Linked DNA regions of Homo sapiens: region 1 is linked to region 2. Evidence: read pairs that join two places in POLR2A ChIA-PET (ENCODE). Cell type or tissue: CD4-positive, alpha-beta T cell. All regions are shown on one strand. Each heading gives the region's core, and the rest is flanking DNA. Links, peaks and the distances in the headings are about the cores only. Region 1 overlaps STAG1 (STAG1 cohesin complex component). Region 2 has its middle 31 kb from the start of SLC35G2.

Evidence for each region. Peaks named below come from ENCODE experiments on the same cell type or tissue, not always from the same donor. Only the 100,000 strongest peaks of a DNase experiment are listed, where the experiment ranks them.
Region 1: POLR2A ChIA-PET joins it to region 2 with 7 read pairs; 2 of 35 experiments call an interaction of 5 or more read pairs at or near these places.

The regions. Positions count from the first base shown.
Region 1 is chr3:136,690,650-136,698,985 of GRCh38, reverse strand. All of the region lies in intron 1 of STAG1 (STAG1 cohesin complex component), which reads left to right. Among named protein-coding and RNA genes, the nearest start is that of STAG1, 58 kb to the left of the region's middle. In CD4-positive, alpha-beta T cell, for the core only: no CTCF peak of the experiment used is centred there; no DNase peak of the experiment used is centred there.
Region 2 is chr3:136,784,141-136,792,476 of GRCh38, reverse strand. No RefSeq gene overlaps it. Among named protein-coding and RNA genes, the nearest start is that of SLC35G2, 31 kb to the left of the region's middle. In CD4-positive, alpha-beta T cell, for the core only: no CTCF peak of the experiment used is centred there; a DNase peak (open chromatin) is centred at 4,826.

The DNA of each region.
Region 1 (8,336 bases), core at 273-8,272, 93 kb after region 2:
GCATAACCATATTTGGTTTTCCATTCCTTAGTTACTTCACTTAGAACAATGGCCTCTACCTCCATCCAAGTAGCTGTGAAAGACATTATTTCATTCCTTTTTGTGGCTGAGGAGTATTTTATGGTGTATATATACTATATTTTCTTTATTTCATCCACTCATTGGTTGATGGGCACTTAGGTTGGATTCATATCTTTGCAATTGTGAATTGTGCTGCTATATAGATGCATGTGGATGTGTCTTTTTCATATAATGACTTTTCCTTTGCTTAGATACCCAGCAAGATACCCATACAAACGGAATCATTTGATATGTAACCTTTTTAGCCTGGCTTCTTTACCTTTACCCAGCAGTGGGATTGTTGGATCAAATGGTAGTTCTACTTTTGTTTAAGTAATCTCCATACCGTTTTCCGTAGTGGTTGTAGTAGTTTACATTCCTACCAGCAGTGTAAAAATGTTGCCTTTTTACCACATCCATGCTCCTCTGTTTGTTGGTTTTTTGACTTTTTAATTATGACTATTCTTGCAGGAGTAAGGTGGTATCTCATTGTGGTTTTAATTTGCATTTCCCTGATGATTAGTGATGTTGAGCATTTTTTCATGCTTGTTAGCTGTATATCTTCTTTTGAGAAATGTCTCTTCATGTCTTTTGCCCACTTTTTGATGGGATTGTTTTTTTCTTGCTGATTTGAGTTCCTTGTAGATTCAGGATACTAGTCCTTTGTCAGACACACAGTTTGTGAATATTTTCTCCCATTCTGTAGGTTGCCTGTTTGCTGATTATTTTGCTGTGCAGAAGCTTTTTAGTTTAATTAGGTCCCATTTATTTTTATTTTTGTTGCATTTGCTTTTGAGGTCTTAGTCATGAATTCTTTGCCTAAGCCAATGTCTAGAAGAGTTTTTCTGATATTGTAGAATTTTTGTGGTTTCAGGTCTTAGATTTTCTTTCTTTCTTTTTTTTTTCCCAAGACGTAATCTTGCTCTGTCTATATAGTTATAATGTGTATTTCATAAGAAAACAGTAAAATATGGCTGTGGACATCTGACTTCTGCTAAATGCACCTGATGTTTATTTATTGAAACATTTGTGGTGCAGTCCCATTTCTATAAATGTATCTTCTAATCCCTATATTAACACAAGATACACTTCCTGGGAATGTAATCAGGCTGAAGATGTTTTAATCTCTTTATATTCTGTTCCTCTTAGTTGGATAATTCCAGATTTCAAAATGCCTGGGTTGTGTCTAATTCCAGGGAGCTGAAGTAAACGGAGTTTTCCAGTGAGAAAAAGTACATTGCATTATAGCAGAAGATGGTAGTCAGTATTTGTGAGAGAATGCTTTATTTTCTACTTTAGGCTATTGACATTAGAAATAATTGGAATTGTTAAAAATATGATGTCTGGTGCCCTCCCAAGATTTTCTGAATCAAAATCAACTGTGACCACACATTAGAATCATCTAGGGAGTTAAAAAAAATGCTGGTGGCTGGATCTCATCCCCAGAGAACCTGATTTAATTATTTAGAGGGTAAAGATAGTGATTCTTAAACTGTTTTAGAATCACCTGGAAGATCCCAAACTGAGTGTGATTCAGTTGGTCGGGTGGGAACTGAGATTTTGCATTTCGAACAACTTGCAGTTGATGCAGATGCTTTTAGTTTCACACTTTGAGAACTGTACCCTGACTGGGATTGGGAACTACCTGCTTAATTTGGAACATATGCAATATTAAGTGAGAAAACTAAGTTCATAAGCAACATAGAAAGTGTAATAGATTTCAAGGTAAAAAATGTTAAGTGTGGAAAATTTTAATTTATAAAGTGGAAAGGCTTTATTCATTGTAAGTCAGAAATAAACTTTAAAATTTCATTTGCAATGAAAAGTCCCAAGCATCATAAATACTAACTTAGCAAAAAGAATATCGCCACAGATGTTAAAGACAACAAACGTTCCTCCACCCTGAGTATAATTTACATACGGTAAAATTCAAAACTTTTTTTAGTGTTCAGTTTCATGAGTTTCATGTGCATCCGTTGTGCAACCATCAACAGAATCAAAATATAGAAGAGTTTTAACATTTCCCTCATACCCTTTTTGATCATTCCTTTCATGAACCTCAGGTCCTAGCAACAGTGACCTGTTTTCTTATTCGTGGTTCTGCTTTTCTCAGAATGTCATACATACGGAATCATTTGATATGTAACCTTTTTAGCCTGGCTTCTTTTATTAAGCACAGTGCATTTGAGATTCATACATGTTGTTTGTTTATTAATACTTCATTCCTTTTATTAAAAAGAAGTTTAAGATTTACAGCAAAATTGAGCAGTAAGTATAGAGGGTTCACAAAAAACCCCTCTTCACTCCCCCAATATGCACAACCTCCCCCACTGTCAGCAGATTGGTACATTTGTTATAGTTGATGAACCTACACTGACTCATTATCACTCAAAGTTCATAGTTTACATTAGTATTTACTCTTGGTGGTGTACATTCTATGGGTTTTGTCAAATATAGCATGCACCCACCATTATAGAATCATACACTGTTGTCTGACTGCCCTAAAAATCCTCCATGCTCTTATGAAAATCATTTATACAAATTGAGGTTAATTGTCATACCTAGCTAAACTGGAGTCAAGGGGCCAAGGAGGAAAAAGCATTTATGGTACAAAGCACATGCTTCCAGGGATTGTCTCACAAGCCCAGCCACCAAAATGACCTTGTATAAACTTAAGCCCAGTTTTACCTAGTAGCTGCTAAAACCACCTGCCTTGACTCTAAGGCAACTTTTACCTACTGCTGTCACTTACCAGTTACAGCTTGGTGGTTCCAGAAAAACTTTGCTAATGTCAACAAGCTTTTTATCAAAGCAATTAATGCAACATTTCTCTTTCCTAATAAAACCCCAATCTTTTGTTTGTTCTTTAGACATACCAAAGATTATCCTGCTCTGTGTGTATGTCCTGAATTGCAATTCTGTTTTTATATATTCCCAAATAAAATGTCTTGTTTAGAGATGTGTTTCTGTGCTTTATTTGCTTTTGACATACCTGGTGTCAGAAGTGGGATCCAAGGTGAGCTCACCTGGAGGGGTTTAGTGGCCTCCCCATCCCCCCGCCCCAGAACTATGTACTCTTTGATCCTCCTGCTTCTGTGTGTTGCTTTTTTTCCCCCACTTGGTAAGTCTCTTTCGGATTGAACTCCCATTTCTTGTGGTTTGAACTTTCCAGTTTTATTTTGGATTTAATTTTTGAGGGATCTTTTTCCTCTTGTTTATGAGGGATTTTCCCCTTCCTGTGTATGGGGACTTTCACCCTCCTGTTAAAGAAAGTTTTGTCTTTTTTTTTTTCTAGTGAGTACTTTACTCTTTTTGCACTTGGTTTTTATTTCGACTTTTGTGTGTTTGATGTTAAACCAAGTCACCTAGATTTATTTACAAAATGGGCTTTCAGGGTTCAAAGGCATGCGAAAGTAACTCCCCCATTGAGGACTCCAGCTGGTTATGTGCTTAAACATTACGGTCTGTCTCTCTCTTTTTTTTTTTTTTGAGACAGAGTCTCACTCTGTTGCCCAGGCTGGAGTGCAGTGGTGCAATCTCGGCGCACTGCAACCTCCACCTCCCAGTTTCAAGTGATTCTTCTGCCTCAACCTCCTGAGTAGCTGGGACTACAGGCTGCACCACCACACATAGCTGATTATTTTTGTATTTTTAGTAGAGGGTTTCACTATGTTGGCCAGGCTGAAACATTATGGTGTGCTATCACATATCTTCTTATCTTGATAAACTGATTATACTAAAGATAATTTGAGATTACAGTGGCCTTCATTGGGTTCTTTTGACCTTCCTAAATTTGTTTTCCTCAGAGATAAATTAGAAGGCCAAGGCCAAAAAACAGTCTAAATTGGACATATACCTTAGTTGGTATCTTCAGGCATCCAAATGCATTTAAGAGTCGGAATTTGCCTTGCTCCAAAATACTTCTCTGGGTGATCTCAGACAAACAGAGAAAAAGGACTTAGAAATTCAAACTTTTTCTATTTCTCAGGTGCCACCTTTTCAAGCTTCTGTTCTATTGTGATATTTCCTCACTTTTCAAAACTTTTCTTCTTCCATGATATTTCTTACCCTACTATTCTTCCTCCCTCTGCTTCCCAGCCTCTACTTACAAAAACTTTTCCCTTTATTATTAGGCCGTTTAACAATTGTGAGGTTCCCCAGATTTCCTGTGTCCCTTGAGCTAAAGCTGAACTCTGTGCTCAAACCAAGGAATTTCGTAGGTTATTGAGGTCCCTTGTCATTTTGCTGACTAATTTAACATTACATTTCAAGTTTACCAGACTGTCTTCTCCAATGTTTTTTTTTTTTTTTTAAAGAGATGGGAGCATCTCACTCTGCAGCCTAGGCAGTGGCATGATCATAGCTCACTATAGCCCCAACCTCCTGGGCTGAACTGAACCTCCCACCTCAGCTTCCTGAGTAGCTGGAACCACAGAGATGTGCCACCACACCCAGCTAATTTTTTTTTATTTTGTTGAGACACGGTCTCACTATGTTGCCCAGGCTAGGTTCAGACTCCTGGCCTCAAGTGATCCTTCTGCCTCAGCCTTCCAGAATGTTGAGATTACAGGCATGAGTTATTGCACCCAGCCACTTTCCAATCTTTATCAGTGTACTCATGTGCCTGTGGGAGACCAGCCCAACACTCAGTGGTCAGTTGCATCTATCCCCTGTGAGACCTGTCTCCACTTCCTCAGCTTCTGGCCTACGATATTGGGATAAGTATCAACTTGCAAAGAATTTACATAGGGTTATCCTCAAAGCATTTCCTAAAGCCATTGATTGGAATAAAATTCAAGCTTGTATCCTAGAGCCAAATGAACTGGTTCATAACCATTATAACAGACTCCAGGTGGTATTCAGAGAAAATTCTGGCTTTCCTGTGGATGTTGACTCTACTAGAATTGGTCTTAATTTTGTCAGTGGTCTCCCAAGAAGAGCTAACATAGAATTTCTCAGTTAAAAGAGCTAACATGGAATGGGAGACTGTACAAACCCCTGACCTTGTTAACTTGGTAAATTAATTGTCTCACTCTAAAAAAATATCAGCAAAGGCCAGGCATGGTGGCTAATGCCTGTAATCTTAGCATTTTGGGAGCCTGAGGTGGGAGGATCAATGGCTTGAGCCTGGGAATTTGATACCAGCCTGGCAACATAATGAGACCCCGTCTCTTAAAAAAAAAAAAATAATTAGCTGAGTATGGGGGTGTGCACTTGTGGTCCTAGCTGCTGAGAGGCTGAGATGGAAGGATTAGTTGAGCCCGGGAGGTCAAGGCTTCAGTGAGTGGTGAACGTACCTCCAGTTAAAACAGATAAATTCACCCACAGAAAACAATTAGGGCTCTACGTGGCACAACTGTAGTTCACAAAAGCAACCTCCTGAAATCTGTCCTTAATGTAAACAGCCATCCCACTGCAAAAAAAGTTGCCATAAACTTAAGCTATCTAAATGGACTTCTTCATTTATCTCTTTGGCTTCTCCTTTAGAATGAAGGGGTTCTGAGGACACATTGGGGTTTTTCCCAGTCCTTTCTTTTAATCACCTCACAGAAAACTTTCTTCAAATTGGCAGTGAAGTTCTGACTATTCTTGTAGACACAGGAGCAACCATATTGGTCCTCAGCCCCACCAGTCTCAACCAGCCACGGTGTTGGAATAATAAAAATATTCAAATAGTGGGAGTTTCTAATAAACCATTGACAACCTTTCTGTCCCAGCCCATTACTTTTTGCCTTGGACGTTTACAGGATATTCATCCCTTTTTATTGGTGAAATCTGCTTCAGCTCATTTATTGGGACAAGACTTAAAACAAAAAATAAAATCATGATGACATCTCTTTCTCCTTAAAAGGGAGACATAATTTTAGAGTTTGATAAACTGGATAGTTCACTGGACTCTTCCAGTCATGCCCTGCTTTTCTATTACGGTGTCCCACACACCGAAGACATCTCTGCTGGCTCCCAAAATTCCCTATTGAAACATACATCTGTCTCTTTATGGGCCACATCATCATCAGATGCTTGTGTAATACATCCCTAATTGAAATCCAAATTGATCCAGCCAAGCTTTTGCCTAATATCTGTTGAGCCAATCTGCCTTACAAGTTGGAAAACCTATAATTAAGGAATACAAAGCTGAAGGTTTAATAATTCCTTTTACCAGCCCCTATAAGACTTCTATTCTCCCAATTAAAAAAAACTTCATGGTTGAGGGTAGAGATTTGTTTAGAACACCTTACTTTCATATCAACTGATAGTAAATTTTTCACTGTAATTGACTTTTTTTTTTTTGAGACAGAGTCTTGCTTTGTTCCCCAGGCTAGAGTGCAGTGGCACGATCTTGGCTTGCTGCAACCACCATCTCTTGGGTTCAAGTGATTCTTCTGCCTCAGCCTCTTGAGTAGCTGGGATTACAGGCATTTGCTACCACGCCTGGCTAATTTTTGTACTTTTAGTAGAGGTAGGGTTTCACCATGTTAAGCAGGCTGGTCTCGAACTCTTGACCTCAGGTGATCTGCCCACCTTGGCCTCCCAAAGTGCTGGGATTACAGGAATGAGCCACTGTGCCTGGCCCACTGCAATTGACTTTTTTTTTTTTTTTTTTTTTTTTTTGAGATGGAGTCTTGCTTAGTCACCCAGGCTGGAGTGCAATGGTGCGATCTTGGCTCACTGCAGCCTCTTCCTCCTGATTTTAAGCGATTCTCCTGCCTCAGCTTCCTGAGTAGCTGGTATTACAGGCACCTGCCATCATGCCCGGCTAATTTTTCTATTTTTGTAGAGACAGGGTTTCATCATGTTGGCCAGGCTGGTCTCAAACTCCTGACCTCAGGTGATCTGCCTGCCTCAGCCTCCCAAAGTACTGGGATTACAGGCATGAGCCACTGCCCCTGGCTGTAATTGACTTCTGCAGTGCCTTCTTCATTATCCTTGTTGTTCAAACCAGTGAGTAACTATTTGCTTCACTGGGGAAGGACAATAGTTCATTTAGACTTATGCCTCAGGACTGTACTGAAAGTCCTTTCTATTTCTCTCAAGTTCTGAAGCCTGATTTAGGAGATGGAAGTTTTCCCCGGGACTTGTCCTTACTATGATATGTAGATGATCTACTTAGTTCCTCTTCCCTGTAGCTGGCTTGTAAGGAAGATGGTGTTGATTTATTAAAACATCTAGCTGCGAAATGTCATAAGATTTCTAAAGAAAAGTTATAACTAGTAAGACACAAGTTAAATATCTGGGCCATCTAATTTCTTGAAACAAGACTACATTTGGACGCTGAATGGATTCAGGACATCCTGCACTTCCCTAAACCTGAAATGAAATGGCAGCTTTGAGGGTTTCTCAGACACACCAGCTACTACTGGACACCAAACTTTTCTTTGATTGCTTAACTTCTACATGCCCTACTTAAGGCTCAAGTGAGGCTCTTACCTCAGGCTCCCCAGTAGCTGGGACTGTAGGAATGTGCCACTGTGCCCAGCTAATTTTTTTTTTTTTTGAGAGTCTCGCTCTGTCACCCAGGCTGGAGTGCAGTGGTGCAGTCTTGGCTCACCGCAAGCTCCACCTCCCTGGTTCATGCCATTCTTCTGCCGCAGCCTCCCGAGTAGCTGGGACTACAGGCGTCTGTCACCAAGCCCAGCTAATTTTTTGTATTTTTAGTAGAGGTGGGGTTTCACCGTGTCAGCCAGGATGGTCTCGATCTCCTGACCTCATGATCTGCCCGCCTTGGCCTCCCAAAGTGCTGGGATTACAGACGTGAGCCACTGCGCCCAAACAATTTTTTTTGTATTTTTTGTGGAGATGAGGTTTTGCCATGTGTCCCAGGCTGGTCTCGAACTCCTGGGCTCAAGTGTTCCACCCGCCTTGGCTTTCCAGAGTGTTGGGATTGCAGGCTTGAGCCACCATGCCCAGCCAACTGTCTTTCTTTTTGTGAAAAGAAAGAAAATGCATGTCTGACTCAGAAAAATCGAGATAACATTGCCCCGTTGGATATTGCAGTCAGCAACTAGATCCAGTAGCTCAAAGATTATCCCCCATTCGAGAACTATCCCAGCCACTGCCCTACTAGTCAAATCCACCAAAGAAATTATCATGGTATCTCCCTTAACCACCTTTGTTTCCCATAGTATCAAAGCTCTTCTAAATTTACATCATAACAACACATCTTTGCCAGTCATCTTACCTCTTATGAAATTCTTTTGCTGACTCTTCCTCCTCACAGAACTCTTCTTGATGTAACAGTCTTACTCCTGTGACTCTTTTACCCCTTCCTTCTGATG
Region 2 (8,336 bases), core at 284-8,283:
TTCCAGCTACATACCCAGGCAGCAAGGGGCAGATCTTGTTGAGGAGGCTCTGTTTGTACCATTAGCTTTGAGCATGGTTACTCTCATGGGTGCCTCTAACTGAACTTGTAAGAAGTCCTTTGGGAGGCTGAGGCGGGCAGATCATGAGGTCAGGAGATCGAGACCATCCTGGCTAACACGGTGAAACCCCGTCTCTACTAAAAATACAAAAACATTAGCCGTGGTGGTGGGCCCCTGTAGTTCCAGCTACTTGGGAGGCTGAGGCAGGAGAATGGTGTGAACCTGGGAGGTGGCGCTTGCAGTGAGCCAAGATCGCGCCTGGGCAACAGAGCGAGACTCCATTTCAAAAAAAAAAAAGAAGTCCTATGGTTGGGGCCATACGTATACCAAGTAGTAGAGCACCACACTCTTCCTTGTATATTGGAGGGATGGTACTGTCCAAAAACCAAAAACAGCAAATACTTACATAGCCCTTTTTTTTTTTTTTTTTTGAGATGGAGTCTCACTCTGTCACCTAGGCTGGAGTGCAGTGGCATGATCTCAGCTCACTGCAGCCTCCGCCTCCCGGGTTCAAGCAATTCTCCTGCCTCAGCCTCCCAAGTAGCTGGGATTATAGGCGCATGCAACCATGCTTGGCTAATTTTTTGTATTTTCAGTAGAGACGGAGTTTCACCATGTTAGTCAGGCTGGTCCCGAACTCCTGATCTCGTAATCTGCCGGTCTCAAACGCCTGACCTCATAATCCGCCCACCTCGGCCTCCCAAAGTGCTGGGATTACAGGCGTGAGCCACCGGCATGGCCCTATATAGCCCTTCTTAACAGTTCCCCTCCCACAACCCTTTCACCCACTTACCCAGAGGCCTTCCGGGACCAACAATGTAACATAAATTGAGACCTGAAGAACAGCTGCTCAAAATTAAAAAATTAAAACCCATGCCTGACAAAGAAAACACTTCTGGAGACAGAATAAGGACTGGGTAAGTTCTGAGTTTGCAACTTCCGATCTATTCCTTTGATCCCTACCCATGGTCAGAGCCCCATCTCTCTTTGGTGCTCAGCCTACAAGGAACTGGCATGTAGTCATTTTGCCCCATGCTATTCCCTTGCAGGGTAGACAGAGGAGGCTTCATTGATCTGGAATCACTTGGATAGGGTCTTGAAGGATGAGTAGTAGTTTGCTGAGGGGAGTTTCACAAGGGGGAAAAGTGGATTCCAGGTACAGAGAAATAGCAAGAGCCAAAGCTGAGAGGCAGAAAACATAGGGGACCTTTTGAGGCTCTATGGGCAATTATATGTGATGGGAGTATAAGCACAAGATGAGGCTGGAGAGGGAGCAGGGCCAGGTGTCAGCAGGACTCTGGGATCAAGTGAGGAAATGTAGCTTTTACTTTGGAGATAGTGAGAACCCCTGAGAGATTTTAAGCTGGAAAGTGAGATGCACTGATTTGTGTTTAGAACCTTCCCCCTGACAGCTGCGAGGAGATGGTCAGAGACACTGGGGAGCTGTGAGCGGGCCAACCTGCTTTAATCAAAGCAGAGGCCCTGGGAATGAAGTGCAGAGGTCCCAGGGATATTTCGTTGGTACAAATGACAGTATTTAGTGATAGGGGAGGGGAAGGGGAAAAGATATTGCAGAGTGGGTGATATTAGAACTGACTCAGGAAAATAACCAGAAAATGGCACTACTCTTTAATTCTTCATTCCATTTATATATCATTTTGGTGGAATTGTTTCAACCTACTGTGAGCAAAACCATGTAGAACTGTTTTAAAAGCTCATTCTATTCGATACCTGTTGTATTTGAGATGTTTTATAGAGGAAACACAGAGCCCATTTCTTTTTTCTTTTTCTTTTTGCTATCTTCTTCTTTTTCTTTCTTTTCTTTCTTTTTCTTTTTCTTTTTTTCTTTTTTCTTTTTCATCTTGGCCAGGATCTGACCTCATGATCCACCCGCCTTGGCCTCCCAAAGTGCTGAGATTATAGGCATGAGCCACTGCTCCCAGCCACAGAGCCCATTTATGAAGAGACATAGAAGGTGGATTTTATAGGGGGTGTCCTGTGGCAGTGGCAGGTGGGCACACAGTCTGTGCTATCTCCATGGTTTCCAGTTCCCATGCTCTCTTGGTTCCTCCTTCTTGGCAAGAACTTCCAGCTGATGCTTCCCCTCTTCAGCCTTTCAGCCTGTAAATGACTGGATCCTTGGAGGCAGGCACCTCTGGACTATCTAGTCAATGTCCCAAAAGGGCAGAAGCACATCTTGGCAGAGGAATTCCACATCTCCAGATGTAGTACATCTATCAGGAGGCAGATGAGTAACAGGGAAAACTACTCATTGGATCATGGTCACCATCGGGAGATGTGCTGTGGAAGACTTAGTGCTCAAAGGCTTTGTTCAGACCTAGCCACAAGGGGATGGCTTGGGAGGCCTGAAGTTCAGCTTCAAGCAGCCTCAGTAATGGACAGTACCTGGGCCCTGGAGAGGTGAGTAAGGTAAGAAAAACTTTGACCTTTGACTGCAGAGGGAGCACATCCAACTGCCTACAGGGACAAGACAACAGTGAAGTAGGCTGGGGGAGATTGTGGCACCCTGGGGAATTTGTGCCTCATCTAGAAGGGATAGATTCTACTCAGTTCCAGCAAAGGTCACGTGGGAACACAAAGCCAAGGAATGGAGAGCTGACAACTTTTCAAGAGAAGGCAGAAATTCAGATTTTTATGAGTCATCTCCTGATTTTTTGGATGTTGGGAATTAATTCAAAGTTTGTTTTGTTTTGTTTTGTTTTGTTTTGTTTTGTTCTGTTTTGTGACAGAATCTCACTCTGTCGCCCAGGCTGGAGTGCAGTGGTGCAATCTCGGCTCACTGCAACCTCCGCCTCCCAGGTTCAAGCGATTCTCCTGCCTCAGCTCCCGAGTAGCTGGGACTACAGACGCATGCCACCACACCCAGCTAATTTTTTTTTTTTTTGTATTTTTATTAGAGATGGGGTGTCACCGTGTTAGCCAGGATGGTCTCGATCTCCTGACCTTGTGATGTGCCCGCCTTGGCCTCCCAAAGTGCTGGGATCACAGGCGTGACAAAATTTTAAGATGTTGAGCAAGCCAAACAAAGTTCTCCTGTGGTTGGATTTGGCCTTGCAGCTATAAATTTGCAACCTCTACTCTAAAACTTGAGCATTAATCTCTGAATTTCAATCATCTAGTACTAGAACAGGAAAAAGGGTGAGGCTACTAAGAAGCTGGAAACAGGCAAAAAGGTTTATAGGATCTGAGGGGTCATTAGTCCAATTTCTAATTGCATAGATAGGCAATCGGAGGCTTGGAGAGAAGAAATGCCCAAGGGCACACAGTTCCAGGCAACAGTAGCACTTGCAGTAAGAACAAGGAGACTCAGCTTACGGTGGCTCATGCCTGTAATCCCAGCCCTCTGGGAGGCCGAGGCAGGCAGATGGCCGAGGTCAGGAGTTTGAGACCAACCTGGCCAACATGGTGAAACTCCGTCTCTACTAAAAATACAAAAATTAACTGGGCATGGTGGCAGGTGCCTGTAATCCCAGCTACTCAGAAGGCTGAGGCAGGAGAATCGCTTGAACCCAGGAGGCTGAGATTGCAGTGAGCAGAGATCACGCCATCGCACTCTAGCCTGGGCAACAAAAGTGAGACTTCATCTCAAAGAAAAAAAAAGAATAAGGATACTCAGGCCAGGCATGGTGGCTCATGCCTGTAATCCCAACACTTTGGGAGACCGAGGTGGGAGGATCACTTGAGGCCAGGAGTTCAAGACCAGCCTAGGCAATATAGCAAGACTCTGTCTCCTCAAAACATTTAAAATAAAAGAGGCTCAAGCGGGCCTGACTGGCATTTGGTCTTCTTGCCTCAGTTCCCTCCTTTGTTTATTTGTTTCCATTCTCTAGTTTGTGGCTATGATTGGTACATATGTCCCCTACTGAACTTTGGATTATTCCTATTGGACCCCTGGGAGCTGTCCTGGCCTTCATCTGGAGTCTCTGCCCCAACCTCTTAGCCTGGAGCTGGTGCTGTTTCTGAGTCTGCTGGCACTGACCCCCTTGGGCTCCTCGCATGGGCCTGTCTGAGCTCCACATTGTGCTGAGTATGATACATACCTAGTATGGGACAAAAATAATGCTTGATCTCAGTGTGCCATAGTCCTGTGTTCCATCCAGTAAACACACTGCTTCCTAGGATTAATGTCTCCCTGCAGAAAGGAAAAGCAAGTTGGAATGTCATTTTGTGTGTGTGAACTGTAAAATGAGTTTGAGTACATTTCAAATTTGCTCTTTCTTGCCCTTTTTTTGCCATCTAATAGTCATGGCCAACTCATCCATTAGGTACAGCTAGCACAGTATCTAGGGACCGAGATACTTTTAAGGGCCTGCAGAATGTTTTAATTTTAATTTCTTTTAAAATCAGAATAAATAAAAATAAATAAATAATAATAAACATATAAAAAGAATCCAGTGTACTTAAAGCCACTGAACTGTATGGTTAAAAATGGTTAAAATGGGAAATGTTATGTATATTTTACCACAATAAAAAAAAAGAAACCAGCATGGATTATATTCATCTTTATACCAATGCAGTTATAAAATATAATTTTTAATATTTATTATGGAGGGAAGGGCCCACAGATTCAAAACTGCCCAAAGCTCATGAATGTTATCATTTGGCCCTGTTAGTAGTTGGTTAATTCATATCAAGGAGAAGTTTTGTATTTATGGACCAAATCATATGGACTGCACTTCTCTCACTTCTTCGTGGCCTAACCAGGAAGGTTACACAGCATGACCCAGATTCCTACCACGTGCCACCTGGTGACAGCTACACAGACTGTTCAGGGGAGATGCTGAGTACAGTGGTTCTGAGAGACTTGTTAGTTTTGGTCTCTGCACAGCAGGTCCTGCCTTATTTAGCACAGTGAAGCTAGACACTCTGAGGTAGTCAATTTTACTCCAAAGGGCATTTCTCATGCTTCTCTTTATTAACAAATCTCTCTCTCTTTGGACTACCAAAACAGTCTTCTGGCAGATCTCCCTGACTTGGCTTTTCTCCTACCCAAACCAGAATTATCTTTGCAAACATATATCTCCCTGGAATAAAGTTATTTAATGACTTCCAACATTTTCATTATTTCAGAAAGCTTGATAGAAATCCCGCTTTAACTCATGAGAGTGCTTTTAAAAGTAACTAAAAAACTGCTTTAGTTTGTGCTAGAATTATACCAGCATGGTTACTACAATTAATAAATTTTGAGGACACAAATTAATTATTTTCCAGACGCATAGTTTGTGTTGCAATGAGGTCTTACACCCATGGATCCTTGGGAGAAAGATCATGAATGGATCCTTGGAAGTGAAAAAGTATGGAGATCCCTAGAAATGTCTCAGCTGTCTGCCTGACCATTCTGGGAGGACAGTATCACTCTGGTCAAAGAGAAATTACTGACTAGCTGACTATGGTACAGAAGGTGGGGGAAGATGAAGAAACATCACATTAAAATTCAGTGCAAAGTGAAAGCTTGTCTTGAGCAAGGGTGAATGACTCAGCAAGAAATTGTTTACAGGATTTTAGTTTCTGCTCTCTGCAATTCTTATATTAAATAAAAAGCGGATTTTCATTATCTACTTGAAGTAATTCCATTACTCACCAGATAACAAATAAGCAACAAACACACTTCCTAGGATATTTTTTTAATCCTAAAGTGAAAGCAGTGCTTAGAATCACAAATGCTTGGCATGTATGGTCATTAACAAAAATTTGGTCTTTGGCAGAGTGAAAGCTTTGGTTTTTAAGTTCAGTTCCGCTTGTTTATCGTTGTAGTGCATAGTTATCATTCCACATTCCTACATTCAATCCCCTTTCTTCTGGTAACAGTCATACACACACACACACACACACACACACACACACACACACTCTTTCACACGCACAAATTTTCTTGGGAAAAAAATATTTTTTTTCCACATTTGGAATATCCTTCAAGACTCCCATAGGCTTTGGAGGGCACCAAGTCCTGTGCTCTCTGCTACTACTCCTTTGAATATCAGAGTGATCACATGTTCCATTCAAAACAAAATCGGGCAGGGCGCAGTGGCTCACTCCTGTAATTCCCAGCACTTCGGGAGGCTGAGGCAGGCAGATCACTTGAGGTCAGGCATTCGAGACCAGTCTGGCCAACACAGTGAAATCCCATCTCTTTTTTTGTATCTAAAAAACTACAAAAATTAGCCAGGTGTGGTGGCATGCGTCTGTAGTCCCAGTTATTCAGGAGGCTGAGACAAGAGAATTGCTTGAACCTGGGAGGCAGAGGTTGCAGTGAGCCAAGATCGTGCCACTGCTCTCCAGCCTGGGCAACAGAGTAAAACTCTGTCACACACACACACAAAAATAAATAAATAAAATAAAATAAGTTTATCATGACTGTAATCCCAGCACATTGGGAAGCACAGGCAGGCAGATCACTTGAGGTCAGAAGTTTGAGACCAACCTGGCCAACATGGTGAAACCCCATCTCCACTAAAAATACAAAAATTTGCTTGGCATGGTGGCGGGCACCTGTAATCCCAGCTACTAACTAGGGAGGCTAAGGCAGGAGAATCACTGCCTTAGATGGAGGTTGAGGTTGCAGTGAGCCAAGATCATGCCACTACACTTCAGCCTGGGTAACAGAATGAGACTCCATCTCAAAAAAGAAAAAGAAAAAAAGAAAAAAGAAATTGAGACAGGATGACAGGATGAGGGCCAGCTTCTGTGCTGACCTATCAGCTCTGCCTCTTGGCCACATACATGCAAGCTGAGAGCAGCCGTTTTGGCTGCACGTCGTAAATTCAGGCTGGGCTGCACTCACTCAGGTCCCTTGTTGGCACTATATTTCTTCCATTTCAAGGATTCAAACACACACACACTCAGTCCATTCTTTCCTTGATTTATTTTCGTAATACAAGTAAATGAATTATTTTGAATATTGGGGTTATAGTACTAAACAAACCAAAGTCCTCCATGAAACATTCAGTAATTCAGGTTTATGAGGTGTAGATGGGCATATTACCTGGTTTGTCCCTAAGAAACACTTAGCCACTCCTTCAATGACTGGTTCAGAAATGTGTCTTGGATGAAGTTCCCTAGAAGCAGAGCCTGAGGCAAGGATTCAGATGTAAGAAAGGCAGGGAATGCTCTTAGAGAAACCTGTAAGGGAGCAAGATAGAGAAGGAGAAGGAGCCAAGTAACGACCTGATGTCAGGTAAAATCTAGTCTTGGTCTGGTTTTGTGTGTGGAGAGGGAAGCTTGCCTCTGGAACACAAATTACACTACAGAGTTGTTTCTGCCTTGAAGCAAGGAGGTTAGCCTGTTAAGAAACTCCATATCTATTAGTTATTAGTCTATATATTGAGACAGTGTAACTTCCCCGGCATCCCTAGGCTAGGAGGCTTTTGACAACCTAAAACACCTCTCATAAACCAAGGTCACAGGTTTAAACTGCTGGCCACAGCCTCAAAATAGCTGCAGGGAGTGGGGGAAAGGGTAAAGAATGGAAGGGGTGCACCAGCTGATAAAAGGGATCTGAGTGGAGTGCCAAAACATCCACTACTGCATGTGTCCCAACCAAGTTAATCTTAGACAATGAGATTTAATTCTGCAACTTCTTCTGGAACCATGAGGGAAAATAATCTTTCCTTTTGCTCACCGTGAAATTAGTACAATGCCTGCCTGCAGCTGCTTGAGCCCGTTTTGGGAACAGCCAACTGAGAAGAAAAGAAGAGTAATATAGAGAGGCAGAGTCCCGGTGACGGTGACTCTAATTAGTGTTCTTTTCTCTGCATACCAGTTTGTTCTGCACCTCAATATGTCCAATTCCCTTTAGAATCCATCAGTTTGGCCGGGCGCGGCGGCTCACGCCTGTAATCCCAGCACTTTGGGAGGCCGAGGTGGGTGGATCACGAGGTCAGGAGATCGAGACCATCCTGGCTAACACGGTGAAACCCCGTCTCTACTAAAAATACAAAAAATTAGCCGGGCGAGGTGGCGGGCGCCTGTAGTCCCAGCTACTCAGCAGGCTGAGGCAGGAGAATGGCGTGAACCCAGGAGGTGAAGCTTGCAGTGAGCCGAGATCGCACCACTGCACTCCAGCCTGGGCAACAGAGCGAGACTCCGTCTCAAAAAAAAAAAAAAAGAACCCATCAGTTTAACCCAGCTGGGCCTGAACTCAGTAGTCATGGAGTCCAATTCTCTTGCTTTGGAGGAGAGATTGAGATTAAGGTAACAGAAGATCCGGGATTAGAATCCAAACCTCGTGTTGACTTGTGAGTCAAGCCGAAGGCATG